Linked DNA regions of Homo sapiens: region 1 is linked to region 2. Evidence: read pairs that join two places in POLR2A ChIA-PET (ENCODE). Cell type or tissue: Panc1. All regions are shown on one strand. Links, peaks and the distances in the headings refer to the core of each region. The heading gives the core; the rest is flanking DNA. Region 1 has its middle 160 kb from the start of HTR1A. Region 2 holds the start of RNF180 (ring finger protein 180).

Region 1 (8,687 bases), core at 527-8,526, 370 kb before region 2:
CTCAACCTCATAGTTGAGGCAGAAGTAAATCATACACAAAAAGAATCAGAAAGATAAAGAAATTATATTGATGATAATGAGGAGGAGGAGGAGGATGGTGGTGATGAGGATGATGATGATAGTAACTATTAGTTACTGATCTTTTATTAGGCACTGTCATTGTTTGCAATACCTCGTTTAATTCTCTTGCAATTATACAATGTAGGCCCTATTGTTATCTCAGTTTTCTAAATAAAGAAACTGAGGTTTTGAAGAGTTAGATAACTTGTCCGAGGATGCACAGTTGGTAAACATAAGAGCAAATTTTTAACTCGTATCTGCCTTCAGAGTCTGCATTTCTAACAGTTAATCTAACATCTCAAGATAACTACAGCGTTGTTATCTTGGGTCTGCAAAAATAAAACAACAAAACTGAAGGAGTGCCTAAAGCAGGAGTCCAAAAATAAAACCACATTCATAGAGTTAGCAAACTAGCCTCCTTATTATAATGATAACCTATGATTCTGATTCAATAAGGAATACTAATTAAGAGGCAACAAATTAAAGCAAACGAAAAGGTAACTAACTACACATAAAATAAAATAACTCTCCAGACTTGAATTATTTAATTCTCACTCTATTTGTGGTATTCCAAGATCTTGGCAAACTGACCTTTTCTCTTAATTTGTCCTCATTAGTAGCTCCCAAGTTTACATCATATTTTCCCCCACATTCAGTTTCTTCATGAAATATGTAGGCTTAGCTTCTGGTTCAGTTAGAGTCAACATGCAATCCCATTTTTCTGCAGCCACTCTATGATTTCATCTTAAGTGAGGGCTGTTGTTTTCTACAAAATAAGTGGGTGATAATTATTTTGTTTTGTTTAGTTTCACACTGAGAAGATGAGTGTGAAAAATCTAAAGAGGCAATTATTTTAATAAAATATTTTCTGCACAGTAGAATAGCAGTTTTTAAAATTAAGATACTGGTGAGATTGTAGCAATATTCTTACATTCCAGTAGTAGAAGAATGGTTAAGTGGTTATGCTACTTAATATGCAATACAATATACCCATTGGAAGAAATACTCATGGAGAGTTCACATTCATATGAGGGTATGTTTATGTTGCCCTACTAAATGGAAAAACAGGGTACTAAATTGTATAAATAGTTAAATTTCAACTATAAAATATATGTGCAGCAAAGAGAGGAGTAGGAAAAAAGAAAATGATTCTCTCTGGGGAATAAATGTAGAATGATAGTTTTCATTCTACATTCTGTATTTCAAAAATAGCTTATAGAAAGCACAAATTCTTTGCATACATTAAAACTGTTTATTTCATATTTGAGGAATAAATGTGTTGATAGAAAATGCAACATGACTAAAATTCCACCTATTTGATCACAGACTATTTTGCCATACTTTCTAATGAGCTAAGAACATCGTTTCAGCATGAAAGTCTCCTTTTCTCTGACATTTAGATAAATAAGTAGACAACACATTTTCCTTATTCCAAAGCTTCCTGTTTCTTAAAAAGAAAGAGATAAGGAAGAAAGAAATGAAGGAAGAAAGGACATTTGTGATGAAATGAGCAGTCATAGTTTCTACACTGGCTGTGTGAATCTGGGCAAGAAACCAGATTCTTGTCACTTTGGTTTTGCCATCTGATATTGTTTGGCTGTGTCCCCACGCAAATCTCATCTTGAACTGTACCTCCTATAAGTCACATCTTGAACTGTACCTCCCCATATGTCATGGGAGGGTCCTGGTGGGAAGTAATTGAATCGGGGGGGTGATTTATCCCATGCTGTTCTCGTATTAGTGAATAAGTCTCACGAGATCTTATGGTTTTATAAGGGGCAGTTCCCCTGCACACGCTCTCTTGCCTGCTGCCACGTAAGATATGACTTTGCTTCTCCTTCACTTTCCCATCATGATTATAAGGCCTCCCCAGCCATGTGGACCTATGAGTTCATTAAATCTCTTTTTCTTTATAAATTACCCAGTCTCAGATATGTCTTTATTAGCAGCATGAGAGCAGACTAATACACCATGTGTAAAAGGGGAGTAATAATAAATTATGATGTAGCGACTAAGACCACCAACACTGTAACCTGATTCTAAAGCTACACAATGCAGCCATATGGTCCGAGTTCAAATTCTGGCTCCACCATATCCCAACTGTATGATCTTGGGCAGGTTAATTTATCTCTCTGTCTTGGTTTTATCTTCTGCAAAATTATGTTAAGAATGAGAAGACATTAGATTCTTGAGGTTTAATATGTGATATGGTTTGGCTCTGTGTCCTGACCCAAATCTCATTTGGAATTGTAAACCACAGGTGTCAAGGAAGGGAGCTGTTGAGAGGTGACTGGGTCACAAGAATGATTTTCTCCATGCTGTTCTCATGATAGTGAGTGAGTTCTCATGAGAGCTGATGGTTTTAAGTGTTTGGCAGTTCCCTCTTCATGTTCTCTCTCTCTCCTGCTGCCGTGTAAGACGTGCCTTGCTTCCCATTCACCTTCCACCGTGATTTTAGGTTTCCTGAGGCCTCCCAGCCATGTGGAACTGTGAGTCAAGTAAACCTCTGTTCTTTATTAATTACCCAATCTCTGGTAGTATCTTTATAGCAGTGTGAGAATGGACTATACAATATGCTTATAAAAATGCCTAGTGTATATGAGGCATTATAAAAGTGTTAACTATTGCTACTAACCTCATCAGTAGTTGATCATAATTCACTTAAAATGTCAGCAACCTTCTCAACAAATCCTTCTCTCACAGTTCTTCAGGTCAGAAGTTCAACATGGGTATCACTGGGCTTAAAGCAAGTTATCAGCTAGACTTTATTAATTTCTAGAGGCTCTTGGGTAGAATTTGTTTCCTTCCCTTTTCCAGCTTTCTGGCTTCTGCCCACATTCCTTGGCTTGTGATCCCTTCTTGCAACTTCAAAGCCAGTAACTGCAGGTTGAGTCCTTCTCATGCTATCATTTCCCTTGTTTTCTACAGCCAGGAAGGTTCTCGGCTTTGAAGGAATTATGTGCTTATATTAGGACCATCAGAATAACCCAGGATGACCTCCTCCTCTCAATGTCTTTAATCTTAACCACACTTGCAAAGTCCCTTTTGCCATGTAAAGTAACATATTTACATATTCTAAGGATAAGAGCATGGACATCTTTGAGGGCTATTATTCTGCCTATCACTTCTTCCCATTCCATACAAATATAGACACACCCACACTTTATGTATGTAATAATTTTACCACACCTTTCTCTTTCATTTCAATAAAACAATTTCATAATGCCACCATTTTAGCTATAATAGGGATAAAGTACTTTATCTTAACCCATTATTTGTAAAGGAAATAGAGACTTTACTTTTAGTTTTTGCCAAAACTATTACTTCTAGGAGATTAGGGCAGTGGCTATATTTCAGAATCTCATTTCCAGGAATGTTCAGATTAAAAGAAGAGATGATCCCCATAGCCCTTTCCAAAATCAATGATGGCACTTCTTTTTTTGCCTCTTCAGGTAGGAAGTCAAGGAACTCTGTAATGAAGGACACAACAGGCTGCTGTCCATTCTTGAGTGATGCTTAGTCCAAATATCTCCCGGTTATTTGATGCAGGAAATTCCCATGGTAACATAATCCTCATTCTTAAAGAAAAGGAATATTTTAAGAAATAAATATGGTTTTGCAATGATTATAACAGTTATTTATACTCTGACTCAATTGCTATTAGCGAATATGAAAATAGAAGGTGAGGGGATGGAAAATGATCTGGAAACATTATAAAGAAAGAAGCACTATAGAGGGAGTAGCTGGAGGTGCAGGGTGCCTTAGATCTACTGAAGGTCACTTAGAAATTTGAGAAACAGAATGGAAGGAGGGGATTTCAAGAAATGCACATCATGAATTCAGTATGTTGCCAAAGAGGAACGTGCCAGTCATGCTAACCTTGTGCTTCACTATGTTGCCAGAGGTTCTGTTGTTGGGTCTTAGAAAGTGATTCCCCAAAGGCTGGCTCTTTAAACATGTAGAGGCCTTTGAAGGTGTCTCAGAACCAAGGTCCCCGTAACCTTGTCTTGTTCCCAGCCCCCTCCAGATGTAAGGAGGGATGCTCTCTGGAATTTCCTTATTTGACCAAGAAAGCTTCCTTCCAAAAGAAATGCAACTGTCTTACACTCTCTTCCTGGGGATCTTATCAAAAAGCCAGGAAAGATAAACCATCAGAGAAGAGGAGAAACTGGGAGTTGTTGCCATGCTCAGACAGACTTTTCATCTATTCTTCTGAGGGAAGCTCCAAGAGATTCCCTAGGGAACTTTATCTGTATCATATAACAACATTTTCCCTATGCAGCTCCACCCCTCACCTTCCCTTAATGTCTGCATCCCAGGTCCTTACATCTCTACCCTATGAGTAGAGTATTTAAGCATCAACCATCTGGTCCCTATTTGAATTCATATTTTGAACTCAAAACTTGGCATGAAGCTATATGAGCATCAGTAAAAGCAACAAATATTTACTGACCACCAGCTCTGTACTAAATACCAGGCTAGACTTAGGCCAGTCACTCTGCCATTTTGATACCATTTCATGGAGAGAGTAAGAAGGGAAGGAAGGAAGGGAGGGAGAGAGAAGAGAAGAGAAGAGAAGGAAGGAAAAGAAAGAAAGAAAGAGAAAGAAAAAAGAAGAAAAAAGAAAAAGAAAGAAAGAAAGGAAGAAAGAAAGAAAGAAAGAAAGAAAGAAAGAAAGAAAGAAAGAAAGAAAGAAAGAAAGAGAAGGAGGGAAGGAAGGAAGGAAGAAAAACTATAGATATAAAGTCTAAAATACATAATTATTTTTTCCTTAAAGCAAATCTGTATTTGTGTATATAAAAGTTTAGTGAAATATCTATAGGCAGAAAAGTGATCTCACTTTCAAGTACAGTTTTGTGTTATTTAATAGCCCCCCTTACTACTTAGAAATTTAGTAATTTTAGCAGTAGATACTCTTCTGGTATTAGAAATCCTTCTACACAAGTATCATGGGGCACATGCAATATGATCAACTTTATGGCACACACCTGACTCACACACACAAATGCACACACATGCATACAAACACACACACGACTAAATCATTTAGGGTGTATGGCAAATATGAAGCAGTAGAAAAAGTACTGAATGGAGAATCACATTACCAATTTATTGCCTTCTTAGCCAACAAATTTTTGTATGTCCCTGGACCAGTCACTCAGTCTCTTTGAACTTCAATTTCTTCATCAATGAAACTGGGGACAGGAATAAATTATTCTTAATTCTAAAACTAGATTCATTTCATGCCAAACCCAATTTGTAAACAGAATTAATTTTCCAAAGCAAACAGCAACAAGCTCCCAAGGTAAACATTATTAACTCTAACTAAACATGAACAAGTAATAAAAAAGTAATAGATAATGATAAAATAATAAACTCACATTGCATCTATACCATATTTCAGGCTATCCTGCTACCTCCAACCTACCCCCAAAAGTGTAATGACAAGCAACGTTTACAAATAAGACTAAGACATCCATTATTTTCTCTCACTATGGTACCCATTGCCCACCTCAGAGACCTCAATCTCCATCTCATGTTACATTCTCACAAAATGTATGAATTAAAGGTTTCTGAGATTATCGGGGGACTTATCCCAGTTGTGTTCATGCTAAACCCTACCTAAGTCTACCACCTCTTAAAAAGATAAATGTTGCCACCCCGACACACCACGATTACATCTTCTCCCTCACAATTATTTTTTTGCTGCATATTCTTGGAGCCTTCTTCAGTGACACATGAGACTCCAAAAAAACAGGTCATTTTTCCTTTAGAATACAGACTCATAGTTTCATCATTTTGTAGCACTCTGTAGTGTTTCAGTAAAGGCTGACTCTTACTACCCGAGTTAAAATAAGAAATTCACTGACCAAATTCCATTGGTAAGAGCAAAGCAAATCTATCAATTTTTCTAACCTTATGGGATTTGGCTGCCATACCCTAAGTCTCACCAAGTCTGCCTTTACTAAGTTATAATTCATATTTTTCAAAATGACACAACATTTAACTAGATTCACATTATTATTTTCATAGTCTTCGCATAGATCCCTTAACATGTGCCTTTTGAATCAGCTTCAATATAATGTAATAACTAAATGTAAAACTCAGTTCTTTTATACTTCAGTTTCTTCCTTTTAAGAGATAAGAATTGCAGTCCAAAATGAACAGTTTCTCCCTTTAAAAAGGTATCTAATAACAAGAGCTGCTTTCTTAGATGTCTCAACACTGGGAGAGTAAAGTACCTGCTTCCTAGCAAGAAGACTGGCAGACACATCTGAGTGATTTGCACAAATGTAGGATGTGAGATTCCAGGAAGACAAATGGAAATGAGGCAAGTGCTGCCATGAGAATGTCTCCTGTGGAGAAACAGGAATTGTGCCTAGTCAAAAGCTGTGATACTTTTGCCATGTGAGATTGGTTAAACTATTAAAGTTGGGGAGGGGTGGAATGTGTTCAGGGAAAAAAGAAAAAAAAAGCGCTATCCAGAAGCAGAAGCAGTATTGTCCCTAGGAACAGACCAAAAAAAAAAAAAAAAAAAAAAAAAAAGCCTCCTGGCAAGGCAAGCCAGCTGAAGGCTCAGCTGTGTTTGTACTAACAGCCTTTCTGCTGATCTGACCTCTCCAGAGACCAGAAGGCTATAGGCTCCCCTCACAGTGGTTATCATCTTGTTTTCAAAAACTACAGACTGTATTGCATCCAAACCACAGGTTCTTCTGAGTTGGAGATCAGTATATTAGGTTAAAGCTGAAATCAGGGAAATATTTTAGCTCATATACCTCTGCAATTCATTCCCTAGGGAAGGATGAAGAAAAAGAGCTGAAGATATATCACTAAATAAATGTTAACTAGGTCAGAATTCACTATAGAAGTTTTTCAAAATTCTTGGGCTTACTGTTTTAGTCTATTTTCTGTTGCTTATAACAGAAAACCTGAAACTGGGTAATTTAAAAGAAAAGGAATTTATTTCTTACAGTTATGGGGGCTGAGAAGTCCAAAATCAGGGGACTGAATCTGATAAGAGCCTTCTTCCTGGTGTGAACTCTCTGGAGGGTCCCAGGTGGCACAGGGTATTGCTTGGTAGGGGACTGAGCATACTAGTATACCAGCTCAGATCTCTCTTCTTTTTCTTATGAAACCACCAGTTATCTTCCCATGATAACCCATTAATCCATTTATTCATGATTAATGCATTCATGAGAGCAGAGTCCTGTTAAAACCCCTGGCTCTCAATATTACCACATTGAGGTTTAAGTTTCAGCATGACTTTTGGAGGGGACAAATATTTGAATCATAGTTTTTACTATGAGAGCTTTAACTGAGCTCTGCCAAATTTCCACAAAAGGAAGCTGCTTCATTACTCTTTCATAGGAAGAAAAAAATCCCTAGAGTAGATTCTACAAAGACACATGACCTTATTCAAGGCACACATTTCAATACATACATCATCGTTTGACTGTAAGTCTTGCTAACTCCTGGTGAAATGCAAAAGCATTTCAGAGCAGTAGCAAAAGCCCTTAAAATGTTACCTAAGTACTGGTTGAGTAGATTAAATAGCACCAACCACAGAAATTAAAATAAAAGTTTGGATATTTCTATCCTGAAGGGATATAGTAAAGAATTAGGAGACAGCTAGACAAACACTCTAAAGTCTGGAATCTAATCTCCGTGTCTTTGATCCTCTGAACATTCTATCTAATGCTCTCCATCAGAACATTACACAATCTTGTCCTGCCTTCACAATCAAATTTTTAAAGCAATAATTTACTCTGGCTGGATTTCTAAACATTTCTATATATGTGCTGTTTATTCTTCAACACACTTTAACATTTTTTCCACCCTGACCCGTTCACTAAGACTCTTCTTACGGATATCAAAATACTTCCAGTGGTTAAATTCACATCTTATAATATTTCCCACAACCATTTGCTCATTTTCCCTTTAAGAAACCCTCTGCTATCAGGGCTTCCACAACCCAAATAACTCCTATATTTCCCTCACTTCCTTAAAATCTCTTTTTCAGAATTATTTGGGAGCACATTTCTTCTGCCCGCTCCTTAAATGTTGGAGTTCCCCAGAAGCTCATCTGTCTGCATGACTTCAAATCCCAAAGCATTTGTTTTCGGCCTACATTTCTCTCTTCAGAAAGTACATCCAATTTCTTCTGAAAAACTCTGCTTATAAATTCCATGAATATCACAGCAGTTATCACAATACCCAACATTCAATAGAAATTCAAAAAAATTGTATGAGTAACTGAGTAAACACATAGATGACTCTCTTTTCCTCTTATATGAATGAGTTGACTATTTTCTGAAGTCTCATGTGGTCATTGTTTACTGTTTGGGTACCTATATTTATCTATCTCCCCTGCAGGATTTTTTAGGACAAGGACTGCTGTCTTCATATACCCTATGGCTATGGCAGTGCCTTGTACAGTGTTAGCTTCTCATCAAATGTTTCTTACTAAATATGAATGGATAAACATATTACATATGTGGATTTAAAAAATAAAATTCATATTTTAAAGAGCCATTTAAAATAAATTAAAAATTAAAATAAGATCTAGAAAGCCTAATCTTGCCTAACACCCTCCTTTTATAGAAATGATAAACCAACTTACTTACAGA
Region 2 (8,687 bases), core at 479-8,478:
ATCATTAAAACCTCACAATAACTCTACGATATTACTATTATCTCCTGTTTACAGATGAAAAAACTGAGGCACAGAGAGATTAAGAAACTTGTTCTCAGGTTATACACTTGTAAGTGGAAGATTTGAGACTCAAGCCGAGGAAGAGTTCCACACCTGTGCTATTCTACACTGCCTCAAGAGTCAGCATATCCAGTGGCCTTTTCTCATTCTCTTTAGCCTCTTTGTCCAGTTCGACTATGCATTTGCTCTTCAAACTTGCATAGAAAGCTTTAGGTTTCCAGTCCTTCTATTAGGAACTTCTTTAGGTTTTCTTCTGCTCTGCCTCCTAAATCTAAGGTTTTCCTAATAATTCTCTGCTCTTTTCTTGGTAATCTCACATACCTCTGTGCATTAACTCAAACCTCTAATTTTGAACTTCCTGCTGTTTCCAATTCACCCAATGTCCTGCTAGGGCCTCAAATGGCATGAATTGCATCACACAATGTTGGGTTTGTAGGAAGAAATTAAATTTTTTTATTATTTCAGTCTTGTTGGAAATTATAATTTATGCTAGAGGTTATAAAATTCAACCGTTAGGTAATGAGATTATTGACACAGGTGCTTTGGGAGGACTAAAGATTCAGCTAGCCATTATATCCGGTGTGATGAGAGATAATGTTAGTTAATATTTAGATACTAATTACCTAGTAGTTAAAATAAATCTGTACTTATTTTGTATCTTATAATCATAAAGCTGAGTTTTTGTCTGTCTTTTTACTAAAATGTAAATGATCTTCCTGAAATATTGAAAATCATACTCTTCGTTTGTACCTTTGAGATGATGAATATTTGTTAAGATGTTTATTAAAGGAAAAAGTGTTTCTTCACTTCTGGTTGTAAAATGACTGGAGAGGTTGTTTTTAGTTTATCACACCTGTGCAAATTAATTCCTCTCTAGAGTCATGGGTTCTCATACTTGACTTTTCTTTAGAATCATCTGATATCCCACATCAAGAAATTCTGATTGAATTGTACCACAGTAAGAACAGGGCATTGGTATTTTCACAAGCACTCCAGGTTATTCCAATGTGCTTCCAAGGTTGAGAATCATTGCTCAGAAGTTACACTTTTTAAGGTTGCTCAATAAATATGGGACACCCAGTTAAATTTTAACTTTTAGTAACCAAATATTTTTAGTGTGTTTTATACTAAGAATTAATTCACTGTTTATCCAAAATTCAATTTTAACTGGGCATCCTGTGTTTTTATTTGTGAAACTTGTCAACCTTATCATTTCTCTGAGTTCATCCCTGTGATTTCATCAGAAATAAGAGATTATATTACATTACTGAATTAGAAAGCATCAAGACTTTCATCTTGTCTTTCTTCTTTCAGTCCTGTTTGTAATAAATCTTGTACCTCCAAAAGTTTATTTCTTTAAAAAGGAAGCACTGCAAATTCAGCCAGGAGGCCAATCTTTTCCTCTAGAAGTTACCCACATTCTCCCTCTTGGGTGTTTCCAGGGTGGTTCCCTCCCGGAAAGGAAGGTCAAGTCTCTCTCAGGCTTCAAAGCTCTCTGACATTTCTTGCCATCTCATCTTTCTGATTCTAGGTGGAGAAAGTTTTCTGCTTTTAAAGATTCATGTGATTAGGCTGGGCCTACGTAGGTAATCCGAAATAGTCTCCCTATTTGGGTCAGTCACTTTTATGACATCAGTAAAGTCCCTTTTCTATATACTGTAACATCTTTGCAGGATCCAGAGATTAGAATGTGGACATTTTGGGGGAGCCATTCTGCCTACCACAGTTGTTGCGGGTGTCACCTTCACTTCTCTTTTCTATCAGATTCTCTGTCTAACCACTTTGTTATAGAATACATCCTCCAATTGCTTCCTGAGAAAGAATGCATGAAAATACTATTTAAACCTTTGTATATTTGAAAATGTCTTTTTAAACCTCATACTTCATCAATTTCAAAATTGGAAATCATTTTTTTCTCAGAATTTATCTTTTATTTATGTTTCTGTTGAGAATCCAATGCCATTCTGATTTCTAAATCTTCATAAATCACCTCCTATTTTTTCCTCCATGAAAGTTAAGATCTCTCTGACTCATGTGGTTTGAAATTTCACAACTTGGTTATAGAAAATTTTTATCCATTAAACTGAGAGCTCATGTGCTTCTGTCCTTTAGCTCTGAGAACTGTTGTCCTCGTTTTCTTTGGTAATTATCTTTCTTCTCTTTGTTCTACTAGCTGTTAGATATTCCACCTTTCCTTGCCTAACTGCCCTGGCTAGTGCCTCCACTATAATGTTGAATAGAAGTAGCAACAATTGACATCCTTGTCTTATTCCTGATTTTAGGTGAAAATGTTCATTCTTTCAAGATTAAGTATGATGTTAATTATGGATTTTTCAGAGGCTCTTTATTAGGTTGAAGAAGTTTCCTTTTATTCCTAGTTGAAGTGTTTATATCAAGAAAGGGTGTTAGATTTTGTCAATTGCTTTTCCTTCATCTTTTGAGATGATCATGTGGTTTTTACATTTAGTCTATTTAAAGTAGTGTGTTACATTAATTTTGTATGTCACACCAAACTTGCATTCCTGAGATAAATCCTACTTGGTCATGTTGTATAATTTTTTAAAATGTTGCTGGGTTTGGCTTGCTAGTATTTTGTTGAGGATTTTTATGTTACTATGCATAAGGTATATTGGTCTGTAGTTTTCTCGTGATGTCTTTCATTTTGTTCTTTATTTCCTTGTATTTCCAGATGGGAAGTCACTGCATACAGCCCTAATCTTAGGACAAGTTTCCAAGTAAGCCACTTCAGGCAAATAAAAATTTCTGTATCTAGCAGAGAAACAAAGCTGTATATTTTTTTTGAGGTTCCCTCCTAGCTCCCTTCCCTCTCCTCAAGCCAACTAATAAAACTTGCTTTTTATATTCCGAATCTTATTTATAGTCGTTTGATCATCTATGAGGCACCTGCAAGTCAACATTTACTGCACGCGGCCCCCTCACTCCCTAAATAAGCACTTTTGATTTACCGCCAGTCATCAACTCACCTCCCAACTGCAATTTGTCAAGAGTAGTGTCAGGTGCACTTTAGTGGTTAATCTCCTTGCACATCGGTGGAACTTTAGGCACAAGAAGGTAAGCAACGAAGATAGTGATATACGAAGGGAAAACTAAACCCAGGTAGCGTTGCCAGCTTAAAAGTCCTAGGCATGGGGATGGGTGGATGGGACGCCGGCCTAAGATTTTAGCAGGGAACAGACCCAGTAGTTGGCTTGGATCTCTTAACTCCAGAAAAGGCCGAGTGAGGACAAGGGAGACCACAGGGATAATTTCTGTGGCTCTGGTAAGGGGATGACAAGGGAGAAAAACTTTCCCACGGTTCCGTCTGGCCCGCGGCGCTTGTCTGCCTGCGCGGGGTCAAAGCCCGGCGCCGCCCACGCGCGGCTCGGGTGGGAACCCGCAGACGTGGGGCGAGCAGGGCCGCTGGCTGTGGCGGGCGAGCGCCGGGGCGCCACGTCCGAGGCCGCGGGGTCGGGGCTGCAGGCACAGCTCGAGCGCTTTCCGCGGGGTTTGGCTCCTGTCGCTTCCCGTCTCGCCGAACCGGCATCGCCGCCGCCGGAGCCGCAGCGAGTCCTCAGAGCCTGGCTGCTGGCGGCCGGGAGCGCCGGGACGGGGCGCGAAGCCGGAGGCTCCGGGACGTGGATACAGGTAAAGGCCGGCGGGTCGGAGTCGGGCGGGGCGCGGCGGCGGCGCCTCTCGGAGGGACCTGGCCTCGGCCGGGCCCTACCCAGCCGCGGTGGCCCGGGCCCCCACGTTGGCCCAGGCGGGGACGTGCCAAGGGGCTGGGCTAGGGTTGCCGCTGGCCTGGCCGCCTCTCGCCCGGCGGGCCTCAGGTGACGCGGCCGCGGCTTAACTTTCGCACCTGAGGCTCTCGGAGCGGCCTCGGGGCGCGCCCACCTGGAGGTTGGAATTACACAGGGTCGAAAAAGCTGAGTCCTGGAGGCGAGGCGCTGTAGGTGTGGCGGAGGAGGCCGGGGAAGGTGGGGTGGGTGCCAGGGGTCCAGTACTGAACCCTCTCCAGGTCTGAGGTGGGGAACTGCGTCTTGTTTAATTTCGGAGCTTGTGGGGACCACACAGCCCCTTCCACGGCCGATTCCCTCTGCACGGTTCCACTTTCCTTTGTCTAGCCCATTTCAGTATCGGCGTCGCAGTCGCTTTTGTTGCAGCCTTGGGTCCGGAGTGTACGACTTTCTGCTAGGCAGAGGTCATAAGCTCTGAAATCCATCGGGCGGAGGTGGGGAGATGGTCCTTTGGTGGGAAATTACTAGTGCTGTTATGAACACTAACACATATATTCCACCTTGTTTTTTTTCGAGATAGTGCTCATTATTTTCGTAGCATCTAACAGTTGTAAGTGTATCTGTGAGAGCATTCATTAGTTAACTTCAAAGGAGCATTATGCGGTCGGGTTACTATTATCCCATTTTATAGACCAGACAGCTGAGGCACCCAAGAGGCAAAGTGATTATATCAAAACTAAGCAGTCAATCCTTGTGGAATCTGTGATTAGAACTTGTCTGACTAGAGTTGTCCTTGGTCCAGTTGGTCTCTTAGTCTCAAACAAAATTTAGCTCTCAAAGATGGACGGTCTGATGCTCATTGTATTTTTATATACTCATTAATTGTTAAAACCTTTCTTAAAAAATAGAGTCAATTCCTTTCAGACTCCTGTTATAGTACCCCTAAAAGTGATACTTGAAAGATCATAAACACTTCAGTTTCAAATGAGTGGTATCATTTGAGTCGTAGAAAGAAGTAAAATTCCGTTGTCTTTTATCTGTCAGACTTTCGTCTCTTGTATAAATGTAGTGCCACTGGCAGCCCAAAGATACTTTGGTGACAATGGCAGAAACTCTAAATATTTATTTAATAAGTAGAATCGAGGAGGCGAGCTGTTAGGTTTCCCGGAATATTTGAGTAAGTTTTTTCTCATAAAGAATCAAAAATTTAGGAGAATAGTCATTTTAATTATTGTAATGAAAAATTATCTCGTAATTGTGTACGTGTTATGTTGTACTTTATCTCTCTGGAACCATCAACAATTTACCAGTTTCCCTAGGGTTTGCTCTTAGTTTTGTCAATGGTATTTTATTACCCCATTTTTCTTCCTCTCTTTCATTTTTTGTGTGTTTGGTTTTTCAAAGTGAAGATTTTTTCTTCGAAAATTCAAAAAATAATATTGAAAAAATCAACAAGATTTCTTTCTTGATAAAATAGACTTAATTAGCACTTTTTTGAGTGTGTCTGAGGACCGACACCAGCCTCTTTAATAAGCACCTCATACATGAAGCAGGAATTCTTCCAGGCAAGAATGCAATAAATTAATCATTTTAATATATTTCTGTAATATGACATAGCTACCTGAATGATAATGCTTTTTACTCTTACAATGTCTTTTTCATTAAGGAGCATAAAGATTAAAAATTTCGCTTAAATTTTGCTAACTACATAGTACAAGGGGACAGTGTGCTTAGACTTAATTGTTGCTTTCATGGAATAAACACAGTTCTCTCTCCCTTATACCACCTCCATTTGGCCATCTGAAAAAAGAATGGTGATGTGTCCTTTCCTTCATAGGGATATTTGGGGAATTAATGAAGTAATATCTCGAAAGTAGTTTGAACTCCACGGAAGAAAGCAGCTTTGTAACTTTGAAATGTGATTGCAGAGTCTTGAAACATTTTCCCTCCTTAAACGTGCTGTCGTTTATATTTTTAGAGAGTGGTCATTCCAAGTAGTCACCTCAGGAGGCTAAAAACTTATTCCAGTAGTGCTGCTGCCATTCATAATTATTTTGTATTTTTTGAAATTTCTAGTCAATTTACAAGCAAAATAAAAACATTTCATGATAACATTCATAAACACTTGTTTTTGTTTCTATTTTTTAATCAAAAAACTAATTCAGCTTGAGTACCTATTTTCTTTGCTAAATTTGGCAGAATGATTTCTACATGGTTGTAAAACTCAGTTCTACCTTCAAGATTTTACCACTATTAAGGATATTTAAAGGATTGTCCTGATGGCTACGAAGGCAGTTTTAAAAGGGCAGTTTAAAAATAGTTTAAAATAATGACAGACATTGTTAGAATTTGCAACCTTCCCAGAAGTCTACTACAAAGGGGACAGTGCTTACTTGTAGGCTGAAGTTCTGTGTGTATGTGCACATTTGCATGTAATCTCTGTTGTAACCTATCAATTATCTCTTTTCATCACATTGATTTCTTAGAAATCAGATATTTTACTTACATATTAAATAGAGTACATTAAGTAGATCACATCATACTGGAACAATGTTAGATTGGGAGTGTATTTCATAGAGAAGTTTGAATGTCACATAAATTTAAATTTAAATCTTTGTAACAATTTTGAATAATAAAATGTGGCTCCATATTGTATGTTTTGAGTGTAATACAGCCAAGGCAATATAGCCTCAAAATATAAAATTGCTATTTCCAAAAAAAAAGTTATTAACAAGTTGTGTGTGCAACAGACTTTCCTGACCACACCGATGTCAAAAGAAAAAATTTCGACAAATTTAGTTTAAATATCAAATTGGCTTTTATTAGCAATTCTGAAATTGGGTAGCATCTCATTCCATAAAATAGAATGCCATGCCCTAGGCATGGCAGAATAGTTGGTTTTTGTAAGGTGGAAACAAGGAAACAGAGTATTTTTAAAAGTCTGTTGGTTAACATCAGATTACTTAAGGTTACTTTTAAGTGTTAAAGCAGAAGGGGCTACTTATGCCAGCTTAGGTTTACTAAGCCCTTTCCTGTTGCAGCAAATCTCCTGTTTTCAGGAAAAACTAGTTTGGTCTTTGAACTAGTTCCTTACAGTTTCAGACTGATTATGTGGCACTGAGCATGAGTGACTCCCTTTTGGTTTGATCTCTTCGGGCCTAGTGGAGGAGCTCCGTCTAAAACAACGTCCTGTTGTAAATATTATTTAACAATTCTGTCCTTTCAGTAAGCTTTCACCTAAGTGAGAGTGTGACCAAAACTTAGGGCATTAACGCTACTCTCAGTTACTATCATTCTGGGTTTCCAGTCTCAACATGTCATTAATAGGTTAGGTGTCCTCATTATCATAGGTTTCTTTGAGTTTTTATCATATCAGCTGGAGAGAGATCATTGACATTCAGCAGATTGCTGCATGCAGTCATTTAAAACTTTTGAGAGAATGCAGCACACTAGGGAGACTACCATTATGACTATCAGAAAGATAATACCAAGAGTTTGGAATGTGATTCTTAATCAAAGTTCCCATGAACCAAACCCACTGAAATTGGACAGATCAAAGAACGAGAAAGACAAAGAATCCACTTATTTTAACCAAGTAGCCTGTTTAATTTTTTTTGCAACTGAGTCTCTATAATACCGGAATTTATCCATGTGCAACAATAAGTGTTACCAACTGCAAAGACTCCTCGCTCTTTGACCAGTAGAAATCTAGAGCAATTCTGTTAATACCTAGTATAACTTTAACAAGAGAATTCAAAGAAGTCTTGTGCAGCTATAGCATTGCAGTAGAATCTTCTATAGAGGCTATTTCGCGGGATAAATTCTAATCATTACTTCATTTGTATTACTCTAAGCCATAGGAAAAGGGACCTAACAAAGCCGATCCAAAAGGGTTAATGCCTCTTGGCAGTGTTCTCTTTAATCTATGACATAGGTAAGGAGTGAGCCAGTATTCCACTTCTGGATTATGGAGTGACAACTTACCATTTAGATTTTTAGCCCACATTGACCCTTCATCCTCTACCTGTCAAGGCATGAGGTTGCCTGTGTATAAGGTTGGCCACAGAGTTATCCACAAATAATGATACACCCTGTGGGTGCACATAAGGACTGCTTCCCAGTTCTGTTGTTTGTGGATATATTGCTTGGAATGGTGGATTTAGCAGTTTCTAGCCAAGGTTAAAAAACTAATATGTTTGCACTAAGTCAGTTTGAAATAAACTCTATTCAGGCTTTTGGTACAATCCTGTCTTATGATACACTCATTTGGACTTGGTTCTTGTATCCCATGACTGGATTAAATTAAAACAGGGAGAGAGAACAAGTGGGTCTAGAAATCTGACTCTATAAGAGGGACCAGTAGCACAATTTAAACAAGCAGTTGTGTTCGGGGTGTTTTTAAGTTAGCCACTGAGTAGATTAAAAGATCTTTTAAGTTATGTAAAGATTTGGGTTTGGCAGGACAGATCCAACACTCTGTGAAGTTACCTACAGAAGCAACTGGTTATGACAGTATTATCCTGCCTAGCGGAAAAGGCATAAGAAAGGAAAAATTAAGAGGGATAAGAATCTTATTATGATGGAGGATCTTTTTCTGATGTCTTGGGAAAAGCCATCCACAGTGTGAAGTCATCAGCTTCTTATCCTGGTTAACCTGATTTTTTAAGGTCTGTGGCTTAAGAAGAGAAGCAGGTGGCATCAGGAGGTGGTCTTTTATGAGGGAGATGTGAATCCAGGGGTCAACACCTTTGAGTTTAGCTGCTATGCCTGTAGTCAGGAGCACTTGGTATGGTCCTTTCCAGTGGGATTCAAGAGCAGTCTTTCTTTGAAGACATTTCGAGAACACCCAGTCACCAGGTTCCAACAAGCCTTTTTGGTTCTGTGTCTTGA

Evidence for each region. ChIA-PET counts read pairs that join two places held together with the same protein. Peaks named below come from ENCODE experiments on the same cell type or tissue, not always from the same donor. Only the 100,000 strongest peaks of a DNase experiment are listed, where the experiment ranks them.
Region 1: POLR2A ChIA-PET joins it to region 2 with 7 read pairs; 2 of 35 experiments call an interaction of 5 or more read pairs at or near these places.

What each region holds. Positions count from the first base shown.
Region 1 is chr5:63,797,002-63,805,688 of GRCh38, forward strand. No RefSeq gene overlaps it. Among named protein-coding and RNA genes, the nearest start is that of HTR1A, 160 kb to the right of the region's middle. In Panc1, for the core only: no CTCF peak of the experiment used is centred there; a DNase peak (open chromatin) is centred at 8,307.
Region 2 is chr5:64,162,249-64,170,935 of GRCh38, forward strand. RNF180 (ring finger protein 180) reads left to right here and starts at 3,595. Exons shown (of 8, transcript NM_001113561.2): 1 at 3,595-3,705. In Panc1, for the core only: no CTCF peak of the experiment used is centred there; no DNase peak of the experiment used is centred there; H3K4me3 peaks cover 1,550 bases; H3K27ac peaks cover 1,078 bases; H3K27me3 peaks cover 471 bases.